Regions from separate parts of the Homo sapiens genome. Here region 1 is linked to region 2. Evidence: read pairs that join two places in POLR2A ChIA-PET (ENCODE). Cell type or tissue: MCF 10A. All regions are shown on one strand. Each heading gives the region's core, and the rest is flanking DNA. Links, peaks and the distances in the headings are about the cores only. Region 1 has its middle 17 kb from the start of MARK1. Region 2 overlaps MARK1 (microtubule affinity regulating kinase 1).

What was found. Peaks named below come from ENCODE experiments on the same cell type or tissue, not always from the same donor. Only the 100,000 strongest peaks of a DNase experiment are listed, where the experiment ranks them.
Region 1: POLR2A ChIA-PET joins it to region 2 with 5 read pairs; 1 of 35 experiments calls an interaction of 5 or more read pairs at or near these places.

What each region holds. Positions count from the first base shown.
Region 1 is chr1:220,509,012-220,513,415 of GRCh38, reverse strand. No RefSeq gene overlaps it. Among named protein-coding and RNA genes, the nearest start is that of MARK1, 17 kb to the left of the region's middle. In MCF 10A, for the core only: a CTCF peak has its summit at 1,422; DNase peaks (open chromatin) are centred at 1,435 and 2,055.
Region 2 is chr1:220,577,076-220,581,479 of GRCh38, reverse strand. It overlaps MARK1 (microtubule affinity regulating kinase 1), which reads right to left. Exons shown (of 18, transcript NM_018650.5): 2 at 1,923-2,126; 3 at 362-415. Among named protein-coding and RNA genes, the nearest start is that of MARK1, 51 kb to the right of the region's middle. In MCF 10A, for the core only: no CTCF peak of the experiment used is centred there; a DNase peak (open chromatin) is centred at 1,979.

The DNA of each region.
Region 1 (4,404 bases), core at 145-4,144, 68 kb after region 2:
ATTTCCTCTTCATCTAGCCACTGTGTTCTTCAAATTACCTTTGTGATCTGTACTATAAAGCACTGTAGGCATTTACAAGAGAATTAGAATAGAGTAAAATAATCATTAGTGTCTTGTGTATAATAAGGGTAAGTACTATCTTTTTTTTTTTTGAAATGGAGTCTTGCTCTGTCACCCAGGCTGGAGTGCAGCGGCATGATCTCGGCTCACTGCACCCTCTGCCTCCCAGGTTCCAGTGATTCTCCTGCCTCAGCCTCCTGAGTAGCTGGGATTACAGGTCCATGCCACCAAGCCTGGCTAATTTTTGTATTTTTAGTAGAGACGGGGTTTTGCCATGTTGGCCAGGCTGGTGTCAAACTTCTGACCTCAGGTGATCTGCCTACCTCGGCCTCCCAAAGTGCTGGCATTACAGGCATGAGCCACCATGCCCAGCTGGTAAGTACTATCTTATGACACTTTTGTCATGTGTGTATACTGCATCTTGATGTAAAATGAATTTTTTACCTGGGTTGGGCCAAACATGGTTGAAAGCGATTGATGTGGGGCTTTAGTTCTCAGACTTGAATGGTGTACAAGAGTCACCTGGTCAATGAACTAAAATACAGATTCCCTGGCCCTGTCTGTAGAGCCTGCTTATGAGAAATCTGCATGTTTACAAGCTTCTTGGATGAATCTGACGCAGGTAGGCTGTGGACACACCAGGATAAACATTCACCTGGAAGCACCGATTGAGAGCATAGGATTGGGAATTGCACAGACCAGAACCAAAAGACCAATTCTGGTGTGTTAAGGATCTTGGCAAATTACTCTGTGAGCCCACTTTCTTATCTGTGAAATGGCATCGTATGTCCTACACATAGAGTAGTTGTACATATTACAGGAAATAGCCCGTGTACGGGGCCAGCTACATGTTACGGAGATCCAGTGCAAAATGAAAATGCAGGGCCCCCTTTTCAAAAATTATCCAGAATTTCAAGATGGCAACAGCAGAGCATTAAATCAAATGCAGGCCTTTCTGAGGCCAGCATCTTGTGCCACTGTGCAGGTGCACACTCATAATGCCAGATCTGTGAACGCAAAGCATCTAATTCAGTGCTTAATGTGTAGAAAGCCCTCAAGAAAAGCGCAGCACTATCTAGCTAGACCATATATCAGTAAAAACACGAGACAATCTGTATAAAAGCGTTCCAAACAAAAGCACACAACTGTAAATAGGCCAAGGTATTACTAACAGGATGTAAGATAACTATGATGATGCTGATAGGAGCTGATCTGAACTTTCTTAATTAGGATCAGGGATGCTTTGTTCTACAGTTTTGTTGTTTGAAGGAAGAAGAGCCATTGTGAAAGTCCAAGTACTGAATTGTTTCTGGCAGGTCCAAAATGTGCCATGTCCTCCTGTGCCCTCCAGGGGCCGTCACAGTGGGATAAGCCGCCACTCCCTTTCAGCAGCAGTAACCTGAGTGTGAGGCAATAGCAACCTCCTGCCCGCTTCCATCTCGGAAAGCCTCCCAGGAATTTCTCAGCAGCCTCATGAAAGCCCAGTCTCTTTATCAATGAGTAGAGGTTAAATAAAGCACTTTCAAGATCTAAGAATAATTCTCAGAACTTCATGTCAAGTGGAAAACAAGTATTATTAACATCAGTTCAGAGATGGAAAAACAACATGTAGGAAAACTCATTCACTCTCTGGGCAACTTACCTACATACCTTGTTCATTACTTCTATGCCCTCAACTCCCCAAATTACATTCCCATCAAAGCCATTCATTCTTTACTTACCCTTAACAAAATTAAGCACACTTCTAATTTAACCTCAAATGGGCTCAAAACCAAATTTGGCATCGTTGTCTCTCACATTGGCTTCTCTTCTTGACATTCCATTTTGTTACAGTATCCCAGACCAAGACCTTGGAGTTTTCTGTAGTTTATCCCTATATACATACACCTCCCATATCTAAGAGACACTCTTTCAGATTATAGTTATTTATGTGCTCCTCGGTTGCCCTTACTGTATTCAAATGCCCAGAGGGCAGGAACAGTGACTCAGTCTTTTATGCATGCTGTGTCAGCAACCAGACCTGTCTCATCCTCCATTTGCTTAGCAATAGACAGTACAGAGGGCTTGCAGCAGGCCTTAGTATATATCAGCATCAGTTCGAATGCCGATTGGGCTACCAACTGTAGCTCCAGTCATCTGGTAACTGCTATGTCCAATGCTTCCCAACACTTAGGGCCCATGACAAATATTACAATTTGCAATTATTGTGTTCCCATTAAAAAATATTTGCCTGGGATAGGGTTGAGGTGTATAGGACTTCCTCTTATTCCATGAAGTAATAAGGTAACACTTAATTTGAAGGTACATAAATTTAAGTATCTTGAATCATTTTTATATGACTTTTCCTGATATCTTAATACCTTAGATGACTCTGGAATATCAATCAATCAACAGGCTTAAGAATAGTGTACCAATTAATCTAACATGCTAGGTCAGGTTCTGATACGCTAGGCATTACAAGGTATAATTCTTGACATCAAGCATCTTAAAATTGAGTTTAAGATATTGTCTATGAAATTAGATACAAAGAGTACTAATGTACAATTGGCTGGAAATTTCAGAGATGGATACAAAATTATAAGATTAATGTGTGCATGAATGACTGAAAGAAGGCTTCAAGCTCCCTGGCTTGAGCGTTGAGGGATAAGAAGGGTTTGGATGGATAGAAGGGGGACATAAAGAGATAGCTGGGGGAAAGAGCAAGTAGTAAGCCAGGTAAGCCTGACCTAACCATGGATGGGAGAATAGGAAGGAAATCGGCTTGTTTATAGACAGGAGTTATATTTGGGAATAGCAAGTACCTGAGTTTGTATATTTAGGTAAGCCAAGAACATTAATCTTGAAGTGATAAAAGGACTTTGAACTTAATCTGATAGGCAATAGAAAACAATTGCTAACTATTTCCAAGAAAGTGGCAGAAAAGGTTTGGGCATATGAATCTATCATTGGTGCAAGAAATTATTTGGGAGGATGAGTATTATGGGGTAGTCAGGGGGATGGAAGTTCTGCTATAATCCATATGTGAGATTATGAGAAGCCAGACAGCCATAGAAGTAGTAGAGTAGGGGAGAAACAAGAGGAAGGAATCTAGGAATTGCTGAAAAGTCTTGATTCAGTTCACAAACACTCACTGAGTGCTTGCTAAACGCAAGAGCTTCTGCTATGTTTAGGGGAATCAGTGGAGAACAAGACACACAAACCCCTGACGTGCCAGCATTTGCCTTCTAGTGAGGGGGCCAGACAATGAAAGAAGCAGGGAGTTACAGCACAGAGTCATAGGTATTCTGATGGGACAAGTGAGTGTATTCTCCATGGACACATACAAAATGATTCCCAGACCTACAGGGACAAGGGGAGTGGTGGAGAGTCTGGGAAGATAGTTAAATAAAATGACATGTAATATAAGAGGATGGGTTTGGAGAAAAAAAAGTACTCTGGGCATGCTATAAAATGGGGAAAAAGTGTCACATACCCAACAAAATACACACAGAAAACACACATACCTTAGAGGCAGCTCTCAATCTTCAAACCATTTCTACTTGACAAATGGCAGAGCCTTAGATTAAAGACTTCCTTTTCGACTTGAAGATAATGGAAGCTGATCAGGTTTGTATCCTGTTTTTGTTTTTTTTTTTTCCTGGAAATACATAATCTTAAAGCATAGGAGGAAGGTATCAAGATCCTTGCTCTAGGCAGCTGCTGGCTGAAACAAGAGCATGATATACTTCAAAGTATGTAGAGAGACAAATAAGGCTTTGGAGAACAAGACGTGCCTGTTTTTAAAAAAATATATGCGGTGATACCGTATTATCAGCTTACATCTGGATACCAAGGTTATTGCTCTAGTTACAGAGACTCACTTGGAACAGCAAAGGGCAGGAGGGATGCACCATCCTGTGCACTCATGAGCTTAATGACGGAGGAGCAGGTAGAGTACACAAAACAAGCTTATGGACCACTAGAACTGATGATGGCTTCCTTCTTTAATAAAGGAAATACTGGAAGAGAAACAGGTTTGGAGCATGTTGGGGGGTGGGGAAAATTATTGTTCACTTAACACATGAGTCTGAAGTACCTATGGGACATGCAGATGGAGATATCCAATTTGCAGGTGAATCTGAGCTCGGAGAAGCGGTCAAGACACCCTGTATAATGAATACTTTCCTTTAAAAGAAGAAAAGATCTGAAGGGAATATCGGAAAATTTTAACATCTATTAAGTCTTTTTAGTGGAGATTAGGAGGAGTTTGAATCACCCAAGAACCATCTTCTTGAGCTAATATTTTTGCATAATTATATTTTTATTAAATGAAGTATTTCAAACAGAAATAAATGTTCGGGGAAT
Region 2 (4,404 bases), core at 126-4,125:
AATGGATTATTCATTTAATATAAGTCTAATTTTCAGAGGTCAATTCTGAATACTTGAAAATACTTCAAAATATTTGAATATTTCAAATCCTGAATACTTCAAAATGTATGACACAAGGTTTTATTCTATTGAATAGAAGAGATACATTTCTTTCATATACTACATGTATTTAAGTAGTAGATAGTTTTCAAGCAACTACTTGGTAAGTCATAAACATTACATTTTATATTATGTCTTTTCTTCTTATATTGATGAAATGTAGAATTGTACCTAATAGAAAATTTAGAATGACTGATTTTACAGAACATCACATATTAATGATAAACTCACATTTTAATTACTTATTAAATTAATTAAATACCTTTTGTAGACTGGTAGGATTTAGCTGAGTTTTGTCTATTATTTTCACAGCAACCTAAAAAAGAAGAATCATTAAACTCTATTTGAAAAATGCATATTTTAATGAATAAAACTTTCAAAAAATCCAATTTCTGTTTCATTCCTAACTAGATATAATTTAGCTCTTTTTAGGTGTTCACATAATCAGATAGTAACATTTTGATAATTTGGCAGTCTTAGAATATACTCCATTGACCCAAGTCTTTAATCTTTTGATCCTGAGCCAATGAAATGAAAGCTTTGTTATTTCTTCTAAGTTTCCTTCTTTAAAGTAAAAATCATCCTGTATCTTAACCTTTTACTCACGATCTTGATAAGCAACAATTATAGGGGGAAGTGGCTTGTGAACTTGCAGTAAGTTAAATATTATGTGAATAAAACAATTATGTTGGTAGAGAGATTGGATATCCAAGCTTACTTAGAGCAAACTGACAAAATGGACTTGAATATCTAAGGCTCTGCCCAGTATTCCCTGCCTCTGAATGGCTCCTGGGGTCAGAATAGACAGAAGGAACCAAATTCAATGGGAAACGACAATAATATTATACATAGAGCAAAGTGAAAATTTATTAAAAATATTTTCTTTGAGTTTTTGTTTTTTTTTTGAGACAGGATCTCACTCTGTTGCTGAGGCTGGAGTGCAGTGGTGCTACCACAGTTCACTGCAGCCTTGACCTCCCGGGCTCAAGTAATCCTCACCTCAAGCTCCCAAGTAGCTACAGTTGCACACCACCAAGCCCAGCTAATTTCTGTATTTTTTGTAGAGCTGGGGTTTTGCCATGTTGCCCAGGCTGGTCTTGAACTCCTGGCCTCAAGCAATTATGCCCACTTCAGCCTCCCAAGGTGCTGAGATTGCAGGCATGAGCCACTGCATTGGGCCTGATTGAGATTTTTTTTTATAATGTCCTAATCAGATCTAGTAAACGTTATATAATACAAAATGTTACACATTTATTCAAATAAAGTCTGTAACCCTAGCATACAGGTATATATACACAACGTACATATGTGCAAATATATAAATTCTTACTATATAAATACATATAACTTAAAACACACGAGATTTTAGAAATCCAATTATCTTATTACCTGAGAAAACCACCCATATAGAAGTACTTGTTCAATGTAGTCTCTAAACAGATACAAATTAGCAGGTGACTTTCTACATATTTATACCTAACTTATATCAAGCAGCAAGAACTTTTGTTCCTGAGGGCTGGGCAGCAATGGCAATCAGAAATGTTCACAGAAATCATATAACGAAAGTCAGAATCTGAGGAAAGCTCATCTGCAGCACACCTGATTTATGAGATGCTAATATATAGGAATGATTCTTTTCTAAATATTAAAAGGTCAACTTTTATGCCGTGATAAACCTCTGCCTACTAATGTTCCATTCACACACACCCCAGTGTTAATCATATTGAAACTGTCATTTTACTCCCAAACATGGGCTATAAGGAAGCTTTAACAAGACTCCAGAGAGGTCCAGGCAGATATTAAAAGGCATTGTGCAAACTTACCTCTCTACCAGTTAGAACGTGTCTTGCCAATTTGACTTTGGCAAAATTTCCCTTCCCTATTGTTTTTTGTAAACGGTAATTTCCAATGTGAGGCTGTTCATCTGTTGCTGACGTAATGGAGTTTCTACACCGGGGGATGTTCTGTCTGCTACTCGACTTGGTAGGCTGGATGTGTGGTTCAGTATATCCATCCACAGATGTATGCTAAGAAAAAGTTTACAAGATTTCATTGTTAATTAAATTATATTATAAAAGGACAAGTAAAAAGAGTACAAATAATTATTATTACCAATTCTTCAATAAAAACATATTGCACTACATCCTTTTAAAGTTTGAGCATTCTATTTATAATTTCTTCTGGACTTCAGCTCCCTTTACCAGGTAGAGTATAATTGTTTAAAATGAAATATTCAGGCCAAGCATGGTGGTGGCTCATGCCTGTAATCCCAGCACTTAAGGAGGCCAAGGCAGGCGGTTCACTTGAGGTCAGGAGTTCATGACCAGCCTCGCCAAAACAGTGAAACCCCATCTCTACAAAAACACAAAAATTAGCCGGTTGTGGTGGCACGTGCCTGTAATCCCAGCTACTCAGGAGGCTGAGGGAGGAGAATCGCTTGAACCTGGGAGGCGGAAGTTGCAGTGAGCCAAGATCATGTCAGTGCACTCCAGCCTGGGTGACAGAGCGGGACTCCATCTCAAAAAAATAAAATAAAGTGAAATATTCTACATGGCTTTAGGGATATGCTTTCAATTTAAAATTGTAAATATACAGCCAGAAGCCTCACAAACCATTATTCCTATAAAGGTGTTATCGCTTTAGGTTGTGATGACAGTATAGCTCAGGGCTGCTTCATTAAAAAGGCAGAATGTCTTTATTGCCAAGACAACCTCATGGGTATAAATCTTTTTCTCAAAACTAGCCCAGCCATTTGTCATGTTCTTGCTTCCATTTTCTGGGCATATAACTCAAAGAACTGACCAATCAGCAGCCTGCCTCAAGTATACCTCTAATTCATTTCTGCCCAACCCCCTCACCCAGTTTATCATGTCCAAGTGAAAGCTATCTATAGTCCTGCCCAGGTCCATAATCTATCCATTGCATCAGTGCTGTTCTGGAGGCAAAGATGTCACTTTGTCTCATGGTCTCACGCTAACCTACAATTGCAATGGAGAGCTGATCCTGTTCACCTATGGACTCAACACCTAAATTCCCAGGTCAAGCTGCCTAACCAGCTCTGTTTCACTAGCTGTGATTGTTCCTGCTCTTGTCTAGCTTTGTCTGCATTTTGACATACATAAAATTTCTAGCAGTTTTTGTGAAAATGTTGAATCACACATAATAAACACAACATCTTTCTCTGGCTTCTTAAAAAATTGCTGAAGAAGAGTAAAACAAAATAACAAAGGAAAGGATATATTTTGTTTGCAAAATGACTAATGCAGAGTTATATTGCCCCACCTGTAAAAGCAACAGCTTCCTAAAGAATTTTGATCTTAAAGGCAACATTAAAGAGGAATCCATTTACCAATCTCACGCAAAGCATGATTCAAAGTCATTTTTCTATTTGTTACTACTTTTTGTTTTATTTTATGATAATTTTTTAAAACTCAGCTCAGGATTAAGGGTTTTTGCTGGGTCTTATACACATCTGCAACCTCTGGCCTCATTCTGTGTTGGATGCGCTTTGGGGTATTCTCGCCACAACCTGTACTTCCACGTATCACAGCATGCTTTCCATTGTGCTATCATTATACATTTACTCGTCTGTCTCCCACCACCCTATTATAAACAATTTTAGGGCACAGATGTTTTCTTTTCATCTTTATGTACTCAGCACATTACAGGCTGCCAGATACACAGGAAGGATTCAATAAAGCAATAGTTTTCACAGTGTTATCCCTGGTCCAGCACCATCAGAATCATCTGAGAACTTGTTCAAAATGCAAATTCTCTGGTCTTATTCCAGACCTACTGAATATGAAACTCTGGGGGTAGGGTCCAGCACTCTGTATTTCAACAAGTTTTCCAGGTGATTCTGATGCATGCCAACATTTGAGAACTGCAATGAAAATAATGTAAGAAGGAGTAAAATACAAAGTTATTCACTGGCTCTTGGAGACTCTTCTATTACCTGGGTAGAAACAAGAGATTTTAATTATAGTACTTAATTTCTAAGAGTTAACAGACTGCCATGATATTTCCTACAACTAGTACTTCTCTACCTGAACTTGTTCTGCAGGGAATGCTGACTTCTCCAGCCTTCAAGATGTATCTTTTTTTTTTTCTTCCTGAGACAGGGTCTTGATCTGTCACCCAGGCTGGAGTGCAGTGGCACGATCACTGCTCACTGCAGCCTCAAGTGATCTTCCCACTTCAGCCTCTTGAGTAGCTGGGACTACAAGTGTGCACTGCTGCCCCTGGCTACTTTTTTAACTGTTTTTTTGTTTTGTTTTGTTTTGTTTGTAGAGATGGAGTCTCATC